3 separate regions of the Homo sapiens genome follow, and regions 2 and 3 are each linked to region 1. The links are chromatin contacts, found by Hi-C in ENCODE. All regions are on one chromosome and are shown on one strand. Each heading gives the region's core, a stretch centred on a gene start or an enhancer-like site at or near the end of the contact. The rest is flanking DNA. Distances are from core to core; before and after follow the strand shown. Region 1 has its middle 22 kb from the start of FAM20B. Region 2 has its middle 64 kb from the start of C1orf220. Region 3 has its middle 18 kb from the start of MIR4424.

Region 1 (5,078 bases), core at 1,930-4,429:
CTGCCTCATTCATTTGGCCAATATACACAGGCTTCCATTCATATAATCTCATGCAAGTAACTACTTTGGAGAAGTAGTCTCCAGCGTTGCAGGCAAAGCTGAAGCTTAGACAGTGAACCAATATTTGGTGATTGAATGAATGACTCTCTGTTTTCAACACCTTTGGATCACATACCCATTCACCCTTCTTCCTTATACATGGCAGAGTTCCAGTGTCTACATTTGCTTTCTTCTTAACGATTTAAATGGATTCTCTCATGTGACACAGAATCTTCCTTGGGACACAGTGACCTTTACAGAGGATTCCAGGAGCAGATGCAGCACAGCTCTACATAAGGTGGAACAATATGCGTTGTTTCATTTCGACATACATTTTCAATGATTTGCTTCTTTTCTGCCAACTAACATAACCTGGCAGGATTTTCATTCAATCATTCAACAAAAATATGTTGAGAATTTACTCTGTGCCAACCACTGTGCTAGGGGCTGGTGTAGAAAAATGAACAAAACACAGTACAATCTCAGCCCTTGAAAAACTATACACTCATGAGGCAGTACGATACGTGCTGTAGGGTGGGGGCAGACAGGACAGTCGCCTAAGGGGGTACATGGGAGAGGCACTTATCTCAGGCTTCATTTTTTTAAGCTTTTTATTCTGGCTAGGTATGGTGGCTCACACCTGTAATCCCAGTACTTTGAGAGGCCAAGGTGGGAGGACTGCCTGAGCCCAGGAGCTCATGAGCAACTTGGGCAACACAGCAAGACCCTATGTCTATTAAAAATTTTTTTAAAGCTTTTTATTTTGAAAACTTCCAAACAAACACAAATATTGAGAGGATAGTACAATGAGCTCTCACATATTCATCACCCAGCTTCAACAACAATCAAAATGATCGACATTTTGCCATTTTTGTTTCATGTACCTGTTCCCATATTTTTTCTTGAGTATTTTAAGACAAATCCCACCTATCATTATCATTTCATCCATTTCTTTTTCCTTTTTTTTTTCTGAGAGGGTCTCACTGTGTCACCCAGTCTGTAGTACAGTGGAGCAATCACAGCTCACTGTAGCCTTGATCTCCCCAGCTCTGGTGATCCTCTCACCTCAGCCTCCAGAGTAGCCGGGACTACAGGCACGCACCACTACACCCAGCTAATTTTTGTATTTTTTGTAGAGACAGGGTCTCACTATGTTGCCCAAGCTGGTCTCAAACTCCTGGTCTCAAGTGATCCTTGGCCTCCCAAGGTGCTGGGATTACAGGTGTGAACCACTGTGCCTGGCCCGTTTCACCCATTTCTTTCTTTCTTTCTTTCTTTTTTTTTTTTTTTTGAGACAGAGTGTCGCCCTGTCACTCAGGCTGGAGTACAGTGATGCGATCTCTGCTCACTGCAACCTCTGCCTCTCAAGTTTAAGCGATTCTTGTGCCTTAGCCTCCCAAGTAGTTGGGATTACAGGTGTGCATCACCATGCCTGGCTAATTTTTGTATTTTTAGTAGAGATGGGGTTTTGCCATGTTGCCCAGGCTGGATTCAAACTCCTGACCTCAGCTGATTTGCCTGCCTTGGCCTCCCAAAGTGCTGGGATTATTTGCATCTCTAACAGATAAGACATGACCTAATCATTCTCAAAGGGGTTAAGAGTACTTCCGGGAGGCAGCAGCACCTAAGCTGAGGCCTGGAGAGGAAGTAGCCTTACCACCCGGGTGAAAGATACAGGAGGGGGCCTTGGGGAGGAAGGAGAAAAGTTTCAGATCAAAGGAAGTTTGGTGGCGGTCAAAGGTGAGGGGAACATGGTGTGTTTAGCACCTCTTTACTCACCTGTGGTCTGTGGACCTGGAAGATTCATACTACCTGGGAGCTTCTTAGAGCTTCAGAACCTGGACCCCCAAACCAGGCTTGGTGAATTGGAATCTGTATTTTATCAAAATCCCCTGGTGATTTGTTTACAAATCAAGGTCCTCCACATCTGAGAGGCTGGCTGTTTAGGGAACTGCCTATAATCTCAGCATTTTGGGAGGCCAAGGCATGGAACCAAGGCTGAAGTTCCATGTCACAGGAGGGAAGAATGGCGAGTGATGTGGCGAGAGCAAGGGGTGAGGTTAGGGAGGTCTGTGAAGCCAAGACACACATACCATTTTTATCCTGAGACCAGAGAAGAGTTGCTCAGTTTTGAGCAGTGGGATGCAATTTGCCTTGAGGCGATGGCTCTGCTACAGCGGGGAGAGTGGATTGAGCTGGGGGAGAAGGAAACAAGTTAGGTTTTAGTTCCTTTAGAAGCTGCAGGTTGCACTTTGGAGCCCAGCGGCCATGGTGTATTTTTATCATGTTCAAACCCCAGCTTGGCTTTTCACACACTGAGTGGCTGTGACTTAAGACACAGCTATTTAACTTTTCTGAGCCTCTCCTTCCTCATTTGTCCTAGGCATGGCACCTTCTTTTTATGAGACCTCAATCACAGCGTCAACAAAAAAACGAATGTCCAGAATGGAATCTGATTTTGATGTGTTAGGAATTCAGATGGAATCAGAAATGCTACAACTGGCTGGCTCTATACCGACTCCTAGCCCAGATGGCAGAACTCAGGCCCCTTTCCTTCTACACAGCTGTGTGGTCAGAGAAAGAGCCCAGAACTGGGGCTTAGGAATCCAGCTTCTAGAAAATTCAGCTCAGTGCTCCACCTAACCTGAAATCTCCGCAGAAAAGCAGCTCCACTCTCCAGCCCTCCATGCACATTCCATACCTGCCTGCCTGCCTGCCCCTGCTTAGGCTGTCTCCTGCACCTGAAGTGCACGTGTGCATGCGCGTGTTTACTCCACATTATGTTTGGGACACTGTGCTCAGTGCTTTGGGTGAGTGAGAAACACTCTCTTCTTACCCCATCAAAATCCATCCTACCCTTTGAGCTCATTTCCTACACGCCTTACCCATCTGAACTCAAATGGCCTGTGAAGTCATACCCCAGAGTTGAGAGCACCTGGTGGGGACATTTCGCCAGGGGAGAACGAGTCAGCAGGCCCTGATAGGGCCAGGTCCTCTCCCCAGGGTCTTGTGAAGTGAGCAGGGACAGAGCAAGGTCGGTCAGGGAGGGCCTGCAGGGGTCGTTTGGCCAAAGGACCGTGCCGGGGCCTTTCCTCTCTCCCCGTGCTGCACCTCCAAACATGACCACACGGGGTCAGTGTCCTTTCATGCTTGAGTTGGTGACCCCAGGGCTCTCTCTGCAGGGTCTTTCTGCCGAGTTGTAGCTAATTGTACAAAAACTTCCCCGAGGCTGGGAGCAAAGTAATCTTTTACGCCAGAATGACCCAAGGTCAGGGTGAAGAAGAAGAGCAGCAGATTGTTTTCACAGTCATGTTGTTTCACTGAGAGGGGCCCCTGGAGCCCTGCATGGATGCCCTACACAGGCCGGCTCAGAGCTCTCTGGCTCATTAGTAAGCACTCATTCGGGCAGACGGCTGGGGAGGCGGGAAGGCCAGCCACAACAGGGAAGACGTCTGAATTCCGCACACTTAAATCCCTCTGGAACATTCAGGGGTCCCAATCCACAGCAGACTATTCCTGCTGGTCCTGTTTTTTGTTTTTGTTTTTGTTTTTGTTTTGGAGATGGGGTATTGCTCTGTCACCCAGGCTGGAGTGCAGTGGGATGATCACAGCTCACTGCAGCCTCGGCTTCCCAGGCTCAAGCAGGCCTCAGCCTCCCGAGTAGCTGGGACTGTAGGCATGCGCCACCATGCCTGGGTTTTTAAAAATTATTTTTTGAGATAGGGTCTTGCTCTGTCGCCCAGGCTGAAGTGCAGTGGCACCTTCTTGGCTCACTGCAAACTCCGCCTCCCAGGTTCAAGCGATTCTCTTGCCTCAGCCTCTCGGGTATCTGGGATTACAGGCATGTGCCACCACGTCCTGCTAATTTTTGTATTTTTAGTAGATATGGGGCTTCACCATGGTGGCCAGACTGGTCACAAACTCCTGACCTCAAGTGATCCTCCCACCTCGGCCTCCCAAAGTGCTGGGATCACAGGAGTGAGCCACCGCGCCTGGCCCCATGCCTGGCTTTTAAAAAGTTTTTCTAGAGGCGAGGTTTCCCTATGTTGCCCAGGCTGGTCTTGAACTCCTGGGCTCAAGCAATTCTCCTGCCTTGGCCTCCCAAAATGCTGAGATTATAGGCATAAGCCACTGTGTCTGGCCACCAGTCCTGTTTTTAAAGTCTACAGCAGACTCAGCCTCAAGTACTGCTGCTGGTGGTTGAGACCTCAGCCCAGGCCACAAGGGCCAGGGGCTCACCCTTCACAGGAGGGTGGTGGGTACTGACACAATGGCCAACCACCCTGCCAGGCAGGACTTTGCTGGGGGAAAAGTCCCCAGAGGTCTAATCCAGCAAATGCATGTCTCACTGGCTCACCCACCCTCCTGCTCCCCAGAGAAGCAAAGAGTTCCTCAGCCTTATGTTGTTGATGGCTCTCAGGGCCTGAGATGAGGGCTGGGATGCGGACTTTGGAGAATGGGCTAGGGACCCTAGAGGCTGCTGAGGGCCAAGAATGGCTGTTGGTATAAATCCCTGGGCCCCACACCACAGTCCAGGCACAGATCAAGTTTTGTGAAGTCTGAAGCTTATATAATTTGGAGATCTCTTCAAGAAAAATAACACAAAATAAAAAAATACAAAGTTGAATATAAAAGTAAATATTTAGAATGAGAAAATAGATGACATCAAGTTATAAATTTTTAAAGGCTGACAAATACCACAAACATCACAAAATCCAGAAAATTCACGTTTTTATTAACTGATACACTTCTATAATATTTTTCCATGTGCTTCTGTCTGCCTACTCTTTGATGACCGCTTCAAATGCCAACAATTTTGTAGTGCCATTTTCTATAGAAATAATAGAAAGATAATTTAGTGTTTTTTCCAGCATAGTTGATCAAAAATTTCTGTAATATTGCTATAGGTTTATGGTTAACTCAAGAATTTCATACATTCTATTTTTTCAATCCCAACAAATAAATAAATGTACAGTGCGTTTATAATTGTATTCGCAGCAGTATTAAGAATAGTCACGACAGGTCAGGCATGGTGGCTC
Region 2 (5,078 bases), core at 1,917-4,416, 400 kb after region 1:
TCCAAAATACATTAGATAATTATACAATTCTTTTAGCCAAGATTGTGACTCAGGGTTGTAATATTTTCTCTCAGTATCCATTTATGAAAAACTACTGTTTATTGTTAATTGTTACTGTGTATCTAGTAATGAAAGCCCAGCCCTATTTATAGTAGAACGTGAGAGTTATCTTATGACTAAAATTGCTATGATTCATGGTACGAGACAGTCACTAAAATTTTCATCCCTGTGATTGAATAACCCAAAAGAATGCACCATGGTTGCAAAGTATAGTTGAAAAGAAGGAAGATTTTCAGAGGGGGCCATTCTCAGGGATGGGGCTGAAGCCTGACCACTGTCCACAGGACAGACGAGCACAGAATACACTTTTTAAGATTAGCACCACAATGCTTATGCAGTCTGGTAGTCAATCTTTTCTCCATCACTCAGTATCATATCATGAGCATTTTTCTATGTCATTAGTCAATAATAAAAATATTTTTTCCAGCATTATTCAGTCTTTCTCTATATTATAACCCAAGGCAGTTTTAGCTTGAGCTTTCCATTGCTGGGTAGCCCAGTGCCCTGGAATGAGAATAGACTTCAGAATTAGACTTCAGAATCTACATTCAAGTCATGCTTCTGCCAGTTAGTTATGTGATCTTAGGCAAGTTGCATAACCGGACTGAACCACATTTTCCTCTTCAGTAATCTGGGTAAAATAAAAGCCAGCTCTCCCCCACACTACGATACTGTGAGGATTAGAGGAAGTAACACAGGCAAAGTGCTTTTTTTTTTTTTTTTTTTTTTGAGACAGAGTCTTGATCTGTCACCCAGGCTGGAATGCAGTGGCATGATCTTTGCTCTCTATAGCCTCCGCCTCCTAGGTTCAAGCAATTCTCGCGCCTCAGCCTCCTGAGAAGCTGGGACTACAGGTGTCTGCCACCACACCCAGCTAATTTTTTGTATTTTTATAGAGATAGGATTTCACCATGTTGGCCAAGCTGGTCTCAGACTCCTGACCTCGGGTAATCTACCCATCTCGGCCTCCCAAGGTGCTGAGATTACAGGCTTGAACCACAGTGCCCGGCCGCAAAGTGCTTTTTGCATTGTTAAGTAGTAAGAAGTGACTCATTGCTTTAACTCAGACCCAAAGGGCCTCTCCCTGGGTCTCCTGACTCCCCCTTCTCCTTACTTGAGTGATTGAGGTCCTCTGAGAGGAACCCCCTCTTGAGCAGTGAAGACCAGACTTTTATTCTGTCACTTAAAGACTCTCACAGTCTGAACCAAACTTAGGCCCATCTGCTGATCCCGGTATCTTGCCACCATTTCAGTCCATTTCTTGTACTTTCACATAAAAGCCTAATTTTTAGGTATCTTGCTGATATTGCCATTTGCCCTTTATTTTCTCTTATGCCTGGCCCAGTGCCAACTTTCTTGTGAGGACTTCCCTGACATCGAAGACTACTATGGTTTACTCCTCTGGGCTCACACAGCACTTGGTCTCTATTGCTGACCTATACATGGTTATCACATAGTTCAAGAATTCCTTGACTCTTGGGGCATAGTTGTCACCTTTTAGGTAGTCTGCTAATCCTATGACTCCTCTCTATTTTTTCAAGACTTGCCTCTTACGCAGCAACCCTATTTGGCCACAGCTGATGGACAAGGGTGAACCCCTGGGCCAATAAGATTCTCTCTTCAGGGACTTTAGAATTGACAGCCAGGATGTTGGTCAGTATTGCTGGAAGTGAGAACACGGCCTTCAGGAGTTGACTCAGCCTTTGTGAAGTGCCCATTTTTGGCCCACCCAGGTACACAGAGGTAGAGAATGTTGTCTGCCAAGGAGATCCAAAAGCAATGAACAGACACCAGAAGCCACGTAACCCAGTGAGAGAAAATGACTGAAAGAAAGCACCTTGGTATCTGAAAGCTTTCTAATTCAGGGTTCCAGTGCTTGAGAGGCCCAGCTATAGTTTCAGCAGCTTTGGGCTCTGTGAACTATCCCTGTATAAATAAATGTCTCCCTTGTGTTTAAGAAAGATGGGTATCATAAAATCATGTGAATGTTCGGTAATAGAGACACATCCAAAGTTTCACGGGGCACCTGGAGGTGAGGGAAAGTAGTCAGGAATGGCTTTCTGTAGAAGGTGATGTTGGTTGGACCAGTAGGGAGGGCACTTCAGACAGCGAGAACAGCATAAGCAATGCTGGGAGCTGCAAGCAGTTCAGTGTTGCTGGCACATAAAGGCATGGACTGGCCAGGAGTGAGGCTGGCCGGAGAGGGTGGCCAGGGGCCCAGTCAGGAGCATCTTGGGTGCCATGGGAAGGAGCCTGGACTTTATCCTGCAGGTCAGGGGTTCTCAACCATGTTTGCACATTAGGATTTCCTGGGAAATTTTAAAAAGAAATATGGTTTCTTTCTCCCATCCAGTCCACTTAAATCAGAATCTCTGGGAATGGAAGCAGGAACTGATTTTTTTTTTTTTTAAGGGCCCAGGTGATTCTAATGAGCAGATAGGCTGGAGAACCTGACAGGATGCCTTGAAGGGGTTTAAGTGAGATATAGACATGGTTTTAGAAAGATCACCATAGATGCTAGACTTTGAGGATGAGACAGAAGGCGGGGTGACTGTGGGCAAACTGCTGCAGTGTGCAGGGAGACGCTGAAGAGAACCTGAAATGGGATGAGGGTGCCAGAATAGAGGGGAAGTTTGCAAACATTATTTAGGAGACAAAATAGTTTTCAGTTTAAGATTTAGTGACTGGAGAGAGATGGAAGGTAGTCAGGGTTGTCCTGAGGGTCCTAGCTTGGGTGACTAAAATTGCCCCAGGCGGCACTCACCAGGGTTAAGCTGTGGATGTGTGGAATATGAGGTGGTGCCTGGTAAAGATCAGGCAGCTGAATAAGGCACCTAAGGCTTCAGGGCTAGACCAGGTGGAAACAAATTTCAGTTTCACAGCTCATTTTGAGTGTTGTCATTTATTTTTTATCATTTATTGAGGAGAACCTCCAAAAAAAAGTCACTTTTGTAGGTTACAAGGTGTTATGGGTGTTGAAAGCAGAGTGAGCCCCACCCCAGACCACCTCCTGAGACAGGGTGTGATGTGTGTCTCCAAGTGCCTTGAAGTCAAGTGACTTCTCAGAGAGGTCTAAAATTAGCAGAGCAGCTGTGCCTAGTGGGTGGCAACACCTCAGCTCACTAGGCCGAGAATGGGGCCTTCCTGCTGTGGGCTCTGTTGTGTGAGTAGGTCAGGAGTTAAAAGCAAGAATCTGTTTCTTTGGAGAATTTCCCCAGGAGCTGCATGTAGTCCCAGTGTGCTCAAAGAGAAGAGAAAATGTCTTCTGTTGCCAGGTGGAAGGGAAAGAACAGGGAGGGGTATGTTGGAAAGAAGCTTCATAGAAGGGCTGATTTTCAAGAACGTTCTCTATGGAAATGACGCCCTTAATGACAGGTGAGGAGTGGAGGAGCTCACACTGGGGAGTCAGTTCTGACAACTGGAAACCTGCTGTGGGCTGTGTTTTGCACAGAATAATGCTGTGTAGATGCTTTTTTTTTTTTTTTTTTTTTTTTTTGAGACAGAGTCTTGCTCTGTCGCCAGGCTGGAGTACAATGGCGCGATCTCGACTCACTGCAAGCTCCGCTCCCGGGTTCACACCATTCTCCTGCCTCAGCCTCCCGAGTAGCTGGGACTACAGGTGCCCACCACACCCAGCTAATTTTTTTTTTTTTTTTTTGTATTTTTAGTAGAGATAGGGTTTCACCGTGTTAGCCAGGATGGTCTCAATCTCCTGACCTCATGATCTGCCCGCCTCAGCCTCCCAAAGTGCTGGGATTACAGGCGTGAGCCACTGCGCCCGGCCTGTAGATGCTTTCTTGTTGTGGGTTTTCACTCTCGGGGGTGGTTCAACCTGGCCTCCAGATCAGGCCTCTGCTGCCAACCCTGCCAACCCAAGGGATTTGTGGTGGGGGCCAGGCAGGTAGGTAGAAGTGGAGGGAGAGGAATCTCTTCACATTTTTTTTTAACATAGTATAGATGTATATAACATATTAAGCATACATTTTAATAGTTTTATATAAAAACTAACCCTCAAGACATATAAAAGCCTGGAGAGGAGATTGGAGGGGAAGGGTAGTAAATGACACAATGTTTCGTTGTGTTTCCATTAGGTTGGATTCTCTCTTCCTTGAGCTTTTGTCTACAGATTATTCTACACACACAGGAAGGATGACTGAGAAAATGAAAAATGGCAAGATACAGGACTCACTACCTAACTGAAAAGTTAAGCATGAACAAGCTGTAGGGGTATTATATATCCAGGAGTATTAATTTATATGGCATTTATCTGGGGATTTTTTTCCTACAAAATACCACCATAATCCCAGATGATACCAGAAAATATTTAATAGCAAGATTAAAAAATTAATCTTAACATGTCCTTTACGTTAATGTCCTCCATTCACACAAGGAATCCCCATTCTCCACCCAGAGATCCCAGCTATCTCCATAACCACGGGAAGTTGGTGAGATTGCCTGGAGCAGCCGCTGTGAAAGGCAGGGAGGAGTACAAAAGGAGGAAGCAGATGGGATGCTCCTAGGGCACCTACGGACTGAAAAGGAAGACTTCTGGGCTGGGTCTCAGGGATCATGTTGAGTTCAAGGAAAGAAACTCCCCAAGAAGCTGTGTCCGTTTGGCCTGTATGCGAGCAGATGTGCATTATCTTGGCCAAGCTGCTTCTCTGAGCTCCGAAAGACTTGCTTTGCTTGAAATAGTCTCTTTTGGCCGGGCACGGTGGCTCACGCCTATAATCCCAGCACTTTAGGAGGCCAAGGCGGGTGGATCACAAGGTTAAGAGATCGAGACCATCCTGGCCAACATGGTGAAACCCCGTCTCTACTAAAAATACTAAAAAATTAGCTGGGCATAGTGGCGCGCGCCTGTAGCCCCAGCTACTTGGGAGGCTGAGGCAGGAGAATCACTTGAACCCGGGAGGCAGAGGTTGCAGTGAGCTGAGATCGCGCCACTGCACTCCAGCCTGGTGACAGAGTGAGACTCCGTCTGGAAAAAAAAAAAAAAAAAGAAAGAGTCTCTTTTG
Region 3 (5,078 bases), core at 1,298-3,797, 340 kb after region 1:
AAAAAATGAATGAAGATGAAATCTCTCAACAGCCCACTCCTTGATTATAATGATAGTATCATAATAATGTTAAATAATTCTTGACAATACTCTTGTTTTCAAAAGTCTTTAGAAGTAGAGGGTGACTGGTTGGCTAGATGTGCTTTGTCTCTATCAGTCCTTTTTCCACCGTCCCCTTCTCTGTCTGGTTCCGATGAGACTAAGAGAACATTGCCATCTGCTTGTAGGAAACATCCAGGAATTCTCCCACCAACAGATTCCTGTTAAAAAAACATACACACAGCCAGAAAAGACAAGAAAAGAAGACAAGAATGCAATGTGTATTGTGTTTATTTTATCTTAAACCCACTTTGTTGTTCTTATTGTTATCTGTATTGTGTTCTAGGCCTTAGGGAGAGAGGTCAGATCCTTTTGTTGCTTACTTTGGATGTAAACGTGCCTGGAAGCAGTGGGCCTGGTCCAGAGTGACTTTGAAGGAATCTTTCAGTCCAGACCCCATAATGCAGGGTCCCAAAGTCACCATATGAATTCATTTGCCCCCACAGAACTATCTCAATTTCCTCTTCACTCTAGGCACTGGGGATATAGTGACAAAGGAAATGTGGCCCCTGTCCAGAGGAGAAAGGGATCATTTGTTTTTTTCCTCTGTATATTCTTTTGTTGTCCTGGACTTTTGTTTTCTCAGTGTTTTTTTCTTGAAACAAGTGAGAGTTAGATATTTCTAAGTAATACAGCATTTTTTTTTTTTTTACAAAGGGTTCCACCTCTATGTGACCAGGCAGAGCTATTCTCTGTGTGTGTGTGTGTGTGTGTGTGTGTGTGTGTGTGTGTGTGTGTGTGTGTTTGTGTGTGTGTGAGAGAGAGAGAGAGAGATAGACCCAGTCTCACTCTGTCACCCAGGCTGGAGTGCAGTGGCGTGATCTTGGCTCACTGCAACCTCCGTCTCCTGGGCTCAAGCAATTCTTGTGCCTCAGCCTCCCTAGTAGCTGGGACTACAGGCGTGCGCCACCATGCCTGGCTAATTTTTTGAATTTTTAGTAGAGACGGGTTTTCACCATGTTGGCCAGGCTGGTCTCGAACTCCTGACTTCAAGTGATCCACCTGGCTTAGCCTCCCAAAGTGCTGGGATTACAGGCGTGAGCCACTGCGCCAGCCTGACAGAGCTATTCTTATTGCAAAAGTTTGGAGTTCAGAAATGAGAGCCCCAAGGGTCAATATATTACTTATCTGAAACAAACAGATGATGGAGGGAAAATGTTCTCTGGAATTTGCTTTTTTCATATGTAACATGGGTGTGATGTTATTTCCTTCACATGTGAACACTCACTGAGCACCCAGCAGAGAGGTGAGTACCCAGGGATGTAACACCCGCTAGATATAAGTCTTCTTCCTAGTGCATCAGAAAACAGGAGGGACACTGAGGCCAGTGTGGAGGAAGGTAGCACAGGTTCAGTGTTCCCATCACCCATGGTGATGCTGTGGTGTATGACACAGTAGGAGGCACAATGGAGGCATTTTCTTTTTTCAAATGCAATAAATGGCCTAGTTACAAGCTTGGGAATAAAGTCAATGCTGAAGCACTCTTTAAAATGTCGCTTTGGTGCTACATAATGAGATGCCTTTCTCTTCTTTGAGAAGAGGTGGAAGCCAGGGAACTATAACAGGTTTAACCATCCAATTAGTCACTTCATCTTAACAGAAAAAAATGAGTGGGTCCTTTGGGTTTTGCTGTGCTTATCTAGGTCATTTCCAGCTTCTAGTCACAGTAAATCTATTCTACACAGCTGGAACATTAGCAACATCTGGATTTCTCAAAAGGTCATGTGTGTGCATCATTAGAGCAAGACTACAAAGTATCATTTTGAATCATAATGAATATTCCACTTCCAAAAGCAAGGATGTTTTTAAGGCAGCTGCAGCAAAACTAAGGAGGCAATTTACTTGAAATTCAATTGTGATCATTTTTTGGTGATTAAAAACCTAACATTTTCCCAACAATATCTCCAATGTGCTTTCAGAAAGCCCCCCAGTGCCATGCCTTCACACAAGAACTAATACTTACTGGATTCTATAGCAACAAACAATTATTTCTAACCAGTGAGTATGTGAGGTCCTCCTGGCTGGGTCCATTCTCAGATTCAGCTGTGACCTCTAAGTTTCTGAGACATATTCCAAGAGCAAAGGGGCTTCTCCTTGGGATTTCTGCTTAGGCTGTGGGGAAATCTAATTGTAGCACCCTTTATCTGTTCCCAAGGTACTTTGCCTGAGTATTGTGCCGGCAGCAGAATACTCCTTTATTCCCAACTTCAGTCACGACATGACACCACACTCATCCTTGACACCTTGACACCCCACTGGAAAATGTCACGTCCCCTTCAAATAACTCCTCTATGTGACACATTCAAAATTTGCTCTGCTCTGACCCTTTTTAACCTATTCAATCTCAGTTCCTTTTTGCCTCTGTCATTTTCTCTCTGCCTCTATTAGATCAGTTTATTTTTATTGCCACACGAATCTTGTGGTTTCCCCACCTAGCTTATGTTAGGCCCTTTCTTCTTTTTTTTTCACCTACTCAAATATTTCCAGCCCTTCCAAAGCCCCAGATAGAATCTTTGTTTTGTTTTTGGTTTTTGTTGTTGTTTTGTTTTTAGTGTACTAATACTCATTATTCTTCTGATTCCCCAAACCCCCTTGTTATTAATAGCTGATATCCGTTCCTCATTTGTTCTTTCATTCTTGCAACAAATATTTACTAAGAACCCACTATTGGTGCTATAGTTTGGATATTTGTCCCTGCCTAACTCTCATGTTGGATTGTAATCCCCAGTGCTGGAGGCGGGACCTGGTGGGAGGTGTTTGGGTCATGTGGGCAGATCCCTTATGGATTGGTGCTGTCTTCATGACAGTGAGTGAGTTCTTATGAGATCTGGTCATTTAAAAGTGTATGGCAACTGCCCCACTCTATCTATTGCACCTGGTCCCACCATGTGAGACACCTGCTCCCTCTTCACCTTCTGCCATGATTGTGAGCTTCCTGAGGGCTCCCTGGAAGCCAAGCCGATGCCAGAACCATACTTCCTGTAAAGGCTGCAGAACCAGAAGCCAATTAAACCTCTTTTTTTCTAAATTACCTAGCCTCATGTATTTCTTTATAGCAACACAAAAACAGCCTAATACAGCTAGTGACCATTCTGGAACTCAGGATGCCATGGTAAGTAAGACAGTCTTTGCCCTCTTGGTGATTTTATTCTAGTATGGCAGACAGATAATCAGGTAGTAAGTAAATAAGTAGTATAACGGACTGAGACAAATGTTGTGAGAAAAAATTAAAAGGCAGGGTAAGGGCTAGTGCGTGACCATAGGAATAAGAGCTTTTTCCATATGGTGATAGGGAAAGGCCTCTTTGAGGAGGAGACACTTGTATTTGAGGAGAGACTTAAATTATGACAAGAAATCAACCATAAGCTGGCCGAGCGCGGCGGCTCACACCTGTAATCCCCACACTTTGGGAGGCCAAGGCAGGCGGATAACGTGAAGTCAGGAGTTCGAGACCAGCCTGGCCGACATGGTGAAACCCCATCTCTCCTAAAAATACAAAAATTAACTGGGCATGGTGGCAGGCACCTGTAATCCCAGCTACTCGGGAGTCTGAGGCAGGAGAATGGCTTGAACCAGGGAGGCGGAGGTTGCAGTGAGCTGAGATCGTGCCCTTGCACTCCAGCCTGGGTGGCTGAGTGAGAATCTGTCTCAAAAAAAAAAAAAAAAAAAAAAAAAAAAGAAAGAAAGAAAGAAAAGAAAAGAAAAGAAAAGAAAAAGAACGAAAAGAAAAGAAATCAACCATAAGCTAACCCAAGAGAAGAAAGGGAAAGGGAACAGGAAGTGAAGTCCCTGAGGCAGGAATGTTCTAGAAAGATGAGGGGTGCTCTAGGAGACCAATAAGAAGGCTAACATGGGCAGAGTGTAGTAGGAGATGAAGATGGATGGGAGGCAGAGGTGAGAACCTGCAGGGCTTTGAGGGAGAGAAGAATCAAGTGCAACTCCTTAGGCTGGGTGCGGTGGCTCATGCCTGTAATCCCAGAACTTTGGGAGGCCAAGGCAGGTGGATCACTTGAGGCCAGGAATTTGAGACCAGCCTGGCCATCATGGCAAAACCCCATCTCTACTAAAAATACAAAAATTAGCCGGGCAAAGTGGCACATGACAGTAATCCAGCTACTTGGGAGGCTGAGGCAGGAGAATTGCTTGAACCCAGGAGGCAGAGGTTGCAGTGAGCCGAGATTGTGCCACTACACTCCAGCCTGGGCAACAGAGTGAGACACTGTCTCAAAAACAAAACAAAGAGCAACTTCTTAATGTTAAGTCTAAGTGCCTGGATAGATGATGTTACCACGTCCTCATAGGGAAAGCTTGGGGAAGGAAGTGAATGCAGATTTGTATGGGGTTATTGAATCTGGAAACAAGAATTTCTTTTTGGACATGTGAAGTTTGAGAACCTTTGAGACATCCAAGTGTAGCTGTTGAGTAGACAGTGGGATATGTAAGAGTTTGAAGCTCAAGGAGCCATCAGGCTAGAGATACAACCTGGGAATTCACTTAAGCTTAGGGATGAGAATGTAAATTGAGAAGAGGCCAGAACCCCGGAGCCCACAGGCATTTAGAGGTTAGGAAGGAGGAGATAGAAGGAAACTCCAAACATGTGGCCTTTGAGGTGTCCCACATATTTGGACACATCCATGGTGTTGTGTGGCATGCCAATAGTTTCACGTGCGCCGGACTTACCATGAAAACCAAGGCTGCAAACTTCCTGAGACCACTCATATTTCTCCATGAGAGCAGGGCTAAAGGTCCAAAATGTTTTATTGGTGTGTAGTCTTGGCACAGTCCCTGTTTACCATGTATTTCTTAGAGCAAGGAGTGTACACTGCCAGGCTATTGAGGGAAGTGTGGCTTCTTCCTTTCTCAAGGACTATATCTTTGAGTTAGTTAAGAATTCTCAGACTTACTTTACTGGCAGTGAACTGATGCACAGAGAGATTAACTGATTTATGCCCAGCCCAAACTGAGTCAACAGCCAGCCC

Evidence for each region. Hi-C counts contacts between places; a loop is a spot of excess contacts on that map. Pooled maps may share reads with other maps.
Region 2: a pooled map shows a loop between it and region 1 (3-fold over the local background). The contact joins two enhancer-like sites. A Hi-C loop is called at or near these places in 2 of 37 single-sample maps with no recorded cell type and 2 of 50 pooled maps.
Region 3: a map with no recorded cell type shows a loop between it and region 1 (4-fold over the local background). The contact joins two enhancer-like sites. A Hi-C loop is called at or near these places in 1 of 168 maps with a recorded cell type or tissue (IMR-90), 1 of 37 single-sample maps with no recorded cell type and 4 of 50 pooled maps.

What each region holds. Positions count from the first base shown.
Region 1 is chr1:179,000,957-179,006,034 of GRCh38, reverse strand. No RefSeq gene overlaps it. Among named protein-coding and RNA genes, the nearest start is that of FAM20B, 22 kb to the left of the region's middle. RefSeq lists a silencer at 3,000-3,099. Within about 2 kb of position 3,179, at least 5 of the 41 ENCODE cell types and tissues checked have a DNase peak (open chromatin) inside an H3K27ac peak, as active enhancers do.
Region 2 is chr1:178,604,244-178,609,321 of GRCh38, reverse strand. No RefSeq gene overlaps it. Among named protein-coding and RNA genes, the nearest start is that of C1orf220, 64 kb to the right of the region's middle. RefSeq lists enhancers at 918-997, 3,102-3,241, 3,252-3,401. Within about 2 kb of position 3,166, at least 6 of the 41 ENCODE cell types and tissues checked have a DNase peak (open chromatin) inside an H3K27ac peak, as active enhancers do.
Region 3 is chr1:178,657,365-178,662,442 of GRCh38, reverse strand. No RefSeq gene overlaps it. Among named protein-coding and RNA genes, the nearest start is that of MIR4424, 18 kb to the left of the region's middle. Within about 2 kb of position 2,547, at least 2 of the 41 ENCODE cell types and tissues checked have a DNase peak (open chromatin) inside an H3K27ac peak, as active enhancers do.